Regions from separate parts of the Homo sapiens genome. Here region 2 is linked to region 1. Evidence: chromatin loops called from intact Hi-C (ENCODE). Cell type or tissue: heart right ventricle. All regions are shown on one strand. Links, peaks and the distances in the headings refer to the core of each region. The heading gives the core; the rest is flanking DNA.

The links. Hi-C counts contacts between places; a loop is a spot of excess contacts. Peaks named below come from ENCODE experiments on the same cell type or tissue, not always from the same donor. Only the 100,000 strongest peaks of a DNase experiment are listed, where the experiment ranks them.
Region 2: it touches region 1 in a loop (20-fold over the local background); 1 of 110 quality-filtered maps calls a loop at or near these places.

Annotation. Positions count from the first base shown.
Region 1 is chr18:49,050,389-49,053,936 of GRCh38, forward strand. All of the region lies in intron 17 of DYM (dymeclin), which reads right to left. Among named protein-coding and RNA genes, the nearest start is that of MIR4744, 2.4 kb to the left of the region's middle. In heart right ventricle, for the core only: no CTCF peak of the experiment used is centred there; no DNase peak of the experiment used is centred there; H3K27ac peaks cover 769 bases.
Region 2 is chr18:48,752,553-48,756,100 of GRCh38, forward strand. All of the region lies in intron 7 of CTIF (cap binding complex dependent translation initiation factor), which reads left to right. Among named protein-coding and RNA genes, the nearest start is that of MIR4743, 84 kb to the left of the region's middle. In heart right ventricle, for the core only: no CTCF peak of the experiment used is centred there; no DNase peak of the experiment used is centred there; H3K27ac peaks cover 1,518 bases.

The DNA.
Region 1 (3,548 bases), core at 663-3,162:
TCCAGAGGGGTAACTTCTACAGTGTATGTGACATTAGGCTTTTGCAATCTAATGGGGTAACTAAGAAGGGTTTACCATCTATGAAGGGGTAACTTCTGCAATGTATGTGACCTAGGTGTTTACCATCTTCCTGTAAGATCGTGCAGCACGTTCAACAACATCCAGCATGGCAGCTAACTCCCTGAGCCACACGGGGCTGCGGGGGCTGTGGTTGACCAGGAATGAAGCCTTCTGCTTGAAGTTCACAGACAGCCCAGTAGGAAGCTCAGTGGAAATGACTCTGACTAGAGCTGCCATGTACCAGGCACTTCCTGCTTCACTAATGACCACCCTATAAAAAACAAAAGTGGCCTCTCTCGGCTCACTGGCTTATTGCCTTCACAACACTCAGTGCAATTGGTGCTTCTCTTATTTGTTGACTTGTGCACCATTTGTTTCCCCAACTAGAACAAACATCGGTTCTAAGAAGGCAGGGACCTTATGAGCATCTGGCATGTCACTGACATCTTAAGGCACGTTTGCTGAATGAGGAATTAAATAAATGAACGAATGACGTAAAATCTGCACAAAAATCCTGTGACACAGGTATTATTCACTCCATTATAGAGATTTAAAAAACCAAGACCCCAAAAGAATAAGTCACATGAAAAAGAGGCCACAGCAGTGAGTGGTAGAGCCAGAAGCTGAAAGAAGCTCAGGCCTTTCCTCTGGAGCCTCCCCAGGGTCAAAAGGGACCTGAGTGTGCCCTTAGAATGTCTGTGGCCAACGTGGACACTAGGTTTTCATGTCTTTCAAGTAATAATAATGAGCTTCAGATGTTTCTTCAATATCCTCCTAACCAACAACTCACTTAACCTTTTGTGGCCGTGTTTCCTCACTGTGAGTGATGGGGTTGATCACCAGGTGAGCCCAGGCTGGGGACAGGAGGCCTTGGCTCTGTCTTGGCTCAGCAGGTGGCAAGCTGGGCAGTTTGGGGCAAGTCATAGCATTTCTCAGGACTCAGTTTTCTAGCCTTGTGAAAAATGAAGGACCTTTGAGCTCCTTCCAATTCTGACTAGGTGTGGTTTTATGTTTAGACCAGTAAGGTCTAAAGGTGTATTCCCTGCCATGCCTCTAGGCTCTGCAGGGTTCACTTGAAGAAAGGGTTGAATGGGTTGGGCCTGGGTTCAGCTGCAACCCTGAAGTTAAGCATTTGTTGATTTCTACTTAGACAGACTTTGCATTGGAGATGGTATCTGAATGTCCTGGAGGTTGACAATAGACATTTTTAAAGGCTAAGGCTCCCAACTGCTGAAAACAAAGACAAGCTTGAAGCTGCTGTTGAGCTGCTCTGTGGCCTGGGAGCTCCCAGCTAAGTGGGCTGAGGTTCCAGGCGCTGCCCCCGTCCGTGCTGGCTAGTGAAGGCCTGGTCCCCTCCACAGACTGGGTTCCCAAACTGCTGTCTCCCAAGTGTGCACTACTGGTCATGGGGGGACTGAAAGAGCGGGTAGAGAGAGCAGCGTGAACACACAGCCGTTATTGGAAAACCTGAACATGCAGACAGCACTGCGCATTCCCCGAACCATAGCGCCAGCTCCTCTCCCACAGTGAGCAAGGGAGCAGAGAGATTGTTCCTTAGGGTTGTTTGCCTGTAACTTTTCACCAGCACCTAAAAGATTCAGAAAGGGTAATCGCACTCTGTTTGTTATTTATGCATGTTCTCCAGGACTGGCTACACAGAGTAAACACCTGGAAGCACATGGTAAGGAGCTTCCTTTTTCCTGAAGGGAGCTGTTTGTAAGGGCAGTGCCTGGGAACACTTTAAAAGGGTGAACACTAGGCATAAATCATAAAAGAATTTTGAGAATGTTATTCAGTCAACCTGGGTAGGCCCGAGCTGAATTTAATTTGACCCCCTCTCCGAATCTACCTGTCCATCTACCTCCCTATAGAGAAAGCCAGCATGGTTTGAGACTTAAATAGCAATTCTTAAAAATATGTGCTTCTCCCTCTAAGATGTCTTAGAAGTCTAAAGTACTAAGGAAAAGAAAGACAAAAGGTTTAATTTAGCACTAAGGACACTGGGGACACATTTTGTCAGGACTGAGTCCAAGAAATGTCAGTCTGAATGTCAAATCAACAACCTAGAAAAGGTCACTCTTTCCTTTATGTCCCTTTGTAGAGAACAATGATGCCATCCTGTGAGGCTAAGGGAAGTCCAACTTCTTCACTTGAGAGTGTCTTCATCTCTGCCATGGCCAACAAACCCTCTTGGTGGCCCAGGGCCCCGGCTGCTCAGGTATCGCCAGGCCCTCTTAACTCCGACATCCGTCTGGCTCTTCTCTGCCCACATCTTCCCTCCCTTGGGCTTCTAAGAACCCCTTTGGGCTCTAGCTAGTGACTCTCAGGTCAACGTGCTTTGAGGACTTAGACTAAAGCTCTGGGAAGGCAGAGGAGGTGCCTGGGAAGGATCGGGGGCTTGGATCTCATAGTCATGGCAGGAATTCAGCTAGAACTGGCTGGCACAGGGCAGGGCACTGGTTATCTCAAGCTCAGGCTACTTTGGTGAGGAGCCCCTGGCTTTCACGCTTCTCTTTCCGAGATACTTGTCCTGTGACACAGCTCAACAAAGAGAGAAAACTCATCCCTCAAGCTTGTAGCTTGGTCTCAATCCAAAGCTACTTACAGCAATCCTGTTGTTTTGATTTTTGGAGCCAGAGGTAATGCTAGACTCTCAAGTTTGGCTGGAATGTTTTTATCAGCTCCAGTGAGTCAACCTACCACAGTGGGACATCCGGACGCCCAGCTCAGAGACAAAGCAAGGGTCTGGTTTGGTGGTTGAGACTTGGGTGCAACAAGCAGACCAAAAGCCTGAAAGCCATCTCTGCTGTCAGTCATGTGATCTGGTGAAAACCCACAGGAAGTTCAGTGAACAGATGGAGGGCACAACTGCAATAATTTTATTACCACGAAAGTTGAATGGCGTTTTCCCCCTTCCACCTAAAGATGATATAAGATAGCATCAGAAACTCTAGCAAGCACCTGGCACAGGTCCAGAGTCTAATACAATTTAAAATCCAATAGCTACATAGCAGATTGAAAAAAAAAATTCAAGACCATATTAAGCCTCTGAATAGACAAGGAAATGGGAGATTGCTGGTCGCAAGGCAGACCAGTAACTGTTGGCAGATGGCGCAGGTCGGGAGTGATGGGTTAGTGACTACAGACAGCACGTGCAGGGCTTGTGGTGGGCAGTCCTGCTCAGATGAAAACTACACAGGTTTGGAGATCCTGTCGTAAAATAGCAGAGGACGCATTTACATTCTTTTTTTAATTCTGGGGGTGAAGGATAAATTTGGGGATTACGTAGCCTCACTATCATTCCTCCTCCATATCCTATTGCTGTGTAACTTTAGTTCATCAATGATAAGTCCTTAAACCAAATGTTGGTGGGCTTCAGCTAAACAGGAGGCATTTGCTTGGCTGTAGAGGAAAGAGAGGAATAACTTCTGCTCCTTGAACAGGGTGCGTCAGTTAGCGGGAGGAAACAAGAACAAGCGGGGAGCATG
Region 2 (3,548 bases), core at 684-3,183, 300 kb before region 1:
AACCTCTCTGGACCTTGGTTTTCTCATCCGTCATGCTGTGACTCATGTAATCCTTACAACTGCCCCTCAGGTGGGGACTGGCACATCTGGAAACAGAGACACAGAGAGGTGAGATCACCCAGCCCATGCAACTGTGAGTGGCACAGTGCCAGGCTCTGTGCAGGCTGCCATACCCCAGACAGACCTGGCAAGGAGTGTCCTGCGGGGGACACCCATCATCCGAATCAGCCCTGCGCGCACCATGGGTGCTCCGTTAGTATAGGTCACTGTGATCCTTGTCTCTGAGTGTTCATCAGCCAATACCATGATGTCCCTTGGTTGACTCCCTCATGAGGGAAGAAAACCTCCCCTCCCTTATACTTTTCCTTTTTAAGCTTCCCCATCATTCTGCAAACTGGGGTGGGTGTGTGTGGCGACTTTTGTTCCTGGGTCCTATATGCCATCGCTCGACTAAGCAGCCCCTGAGCTGCAGAGAAATTGTTGGTGCCTGTGCCTCCGAGCCTCACCGCAACCCTTGCGTTGTCCCAGGTGACTGGGCCAGGGCAGGCAGAGCTCACTCAGGGCATGTGTAGGTGGGCAGGAGTGGAGGTGCCTACGCTGGTAATAAGCAGTCATCACTTTTCCTGAAGGCAAGAAATATGAGCCCATGCATAGTTTTAAAACCACTTGCCCTAGGAATTTTGCTTTCAGAAATTTTTAAGCAGACCTACAAATTATGTGGTAAAATGTCCGACATGGAGAGAACCATAATAAGTCAGTGGCACTCAGAATATCTAGTTGGGAACGATTATGAAATAAAAAACGAACAGAGGGACATTTGTCTCCATTTGGACTGCTGTTAAAACCATTTTTTTAAACAAAATTTGAAGTTATTCTCCCTACACCCACCTCCCAAAATGCAGCTGTGGTGTTCCGAGAACATTTTTGTCTTTTTGTATAAAAGAGAGCAGTCTTAGAGTAAAACAAGACATCTGATTTCAGAACCCAAAGAATAAAGAATAAACTAAATGAACGATGGAAAAAGCATAAACCGACAATTTCCATTCTCCAAAAAAAAAAAGCATTATTTTCCTAACAGCAGGTGTTGCCAGTAGCACAAATGGAATATTAATCTTATCTCCTGTGCTGTTCTTCCTCACCCGAAGAAGACTTCCCCAGAAATAAAGAGGCAGAGAGTTGGGTTTTTGCCCTTCTTACTTGCAGGGCTGCAAAACTGGGTGTCCAGTATGTTTCCCAACCCAGGACCCACATGTCCATGTGTCTGAGACCAAGTGCAGCCTCCTTGCCGGGTTGCTGGGAGCAAAAGCGGCTCATCCCTGGCCCAGCCAAACCCCAAACCCGCAGGTTTCGTGGGGAGCAGCCAGCTGGCCCCTGAATGAAGGTATCGACGAAACCCAGCGCCAGCAAATACAGAAGAGAGAGGAGCTGGTTTTGGCTGGCCCAGCCAACGACCGCTGACAAATATTTGTGAATGGCCAGAGCAGGGAAGCCTAGGTCTCCATTGCTGGGGAACGAGGCCTAACTCCAAGTCTGTTCCAGTGCCCTTAGCAGCCCTCTTGGCTCCTTCTCAGGCAAAGAATTTGGACCTCATGCAGTTATCACCACCGAGGTCTCAGTGGCCATTCAGCCCTTTGTCTCCATTACTACAGGTCACTGCGGTCCTTGTCCCTGAGTGTTCATCAGCCAAGGAGGCTGTGTCTAAAGGCGAATGGGAGACAGATGGGAGGTGGCTGCAAGGTGCTGTGATTAGTTGACAGGCTTAGCTCACTCCTGGAGCCCCTGGCAGGCCCTCTGCTGTAGGAGTGCACCTCACGGAGCCTCGGTTGTCTTATCTGTCGAATGGAAAGAAAGGTTCTTGGCCTGCCTGCACACAGAGGCCAGTCCCAGCAATCACTCACCCTGAGAACTAAGCAAGGCCTTGTGCAGGAAGAAGGAAAAGGGAGGACAGAGGGACAGTCTTAGTGCCTCTTCCTCCAGTGGCATCTGGGTTCTTCCCTGCCCTCCCAGGGCTCACCCAGCTGATTCCATCTGCCATTTAGCTCCATATCAAGACCTCCTTATTTTGAACCTGTTAGTCTTTCCTACCCAATTAGGAGGGAACACTTGAGGTGGACTCCCTGGCTTCCCTCCCACCTACGGATGGCTTTCCACATGTGCAAAGGAGCCGCCGCCCAGCAAGGGTGAGCCTGAGAACGCCCACTAATGCCAAGTGGCCTGGGGCATTCTTGGCCATTGCTATATTGTCAGGGCTGGCTGGCTCCAAGCTCTTTCGAACCAGAAAGACATGGAATTCCAGGTCCCTCCAGATTTCCAGGAATGAACAGCAGAAGCCCTGCAGGAGCCAGCTGATTTCTTTCTGGAGCCCCTGACCACTAGCCATATAGCAATTACTTCCTTCCCCCTCCAGGTAGATAGAAGTTGTTTTCTTTTCTGGGGGTGGAGGAGTGCACTGGGTAGAGAGAGGGAAATCCCTGTATGGCAAGTGGGAAACCAGGCAGTTTCAAGACGGATGTTGGGAAGGGCTTGGTCAACCATCCTTTGGGGACATTTCTTGGGCCATAGCTGCAGGCGCCACAAAAATTCTAAATAAGGATGACGAAAGTTGTGAGAATCAATTATTATCTGCCAGGGAATTTCCAAGGTTCCTCTCTGGGCTTAAAAATAACTCACATTGAAAGAACAAAGAGAATGGAAGGAGCAATTAGTTGAAAGTAACTGAGAAGTTAAAGGAGGGAGAATTCACAAAAAGTCACAGGCACGAGGCACCCTGGAGAGTGGTCTGTGGGCCACAGTTTCTTCTGGGCTTTCCAATGGGGGTTGCCTTACACTCTGCAGAATGAGGGCTGCAGCCCTCCCCGCTGACTCAGGCATTTGGGGCTGGGCTGGGCTGGGTAGTCGGAAGGCCAGTTGGTGGTAGAATCACTGGGAGGAACCTGACTCAAGGGCCCCACTTTTCTCATGGGGCCCAACTCTTCTCCAGGTGCTGGTGCTGATAGCTCCTACCTGCCATGGGGAGTGAAACTGAATATTTCAGCAATGCCAGTGAGGAGGGGGGTGTGTTTGGGAATGGAGGGGCTGCCTCTCCCACCCAAGTGTCAAGGCAACAGTGCTTTTGCCCAGGAATGTATATCAGAAACCAACAAGATTGAACTTGGACACCAAGGATGAAAAATGCCACACAGGCCTCCTGAGAAGGGCCCAGGGTATGCCTAGTCAGCAGGATTCAGTTCAGGGTACCAGATTTTTACAGATATTTTAATAATGACTCTTAAATTATTGAAATAAATATAGACAACCCCAAACCTTGGACACTGTATATAAAAAGAAACCTAAGAAGACTCTGAAAGGTAGAAAGAAGACAGACAGGCCAGGGACCTTGGGAACTGAAGAATGACACACTGGTGAGTTCCTGGGGTTTTCCTCTTGGCTCAGATATCCCAGACTTGGAGCTAAAGAAACTGGAGACCCAGAAACACCATGAGGCCTGAGCAGACAAACGGAGCCCCAACAAAAGTCCACTCTTTCTAGCCAGAGGACCAGGGAAGGGG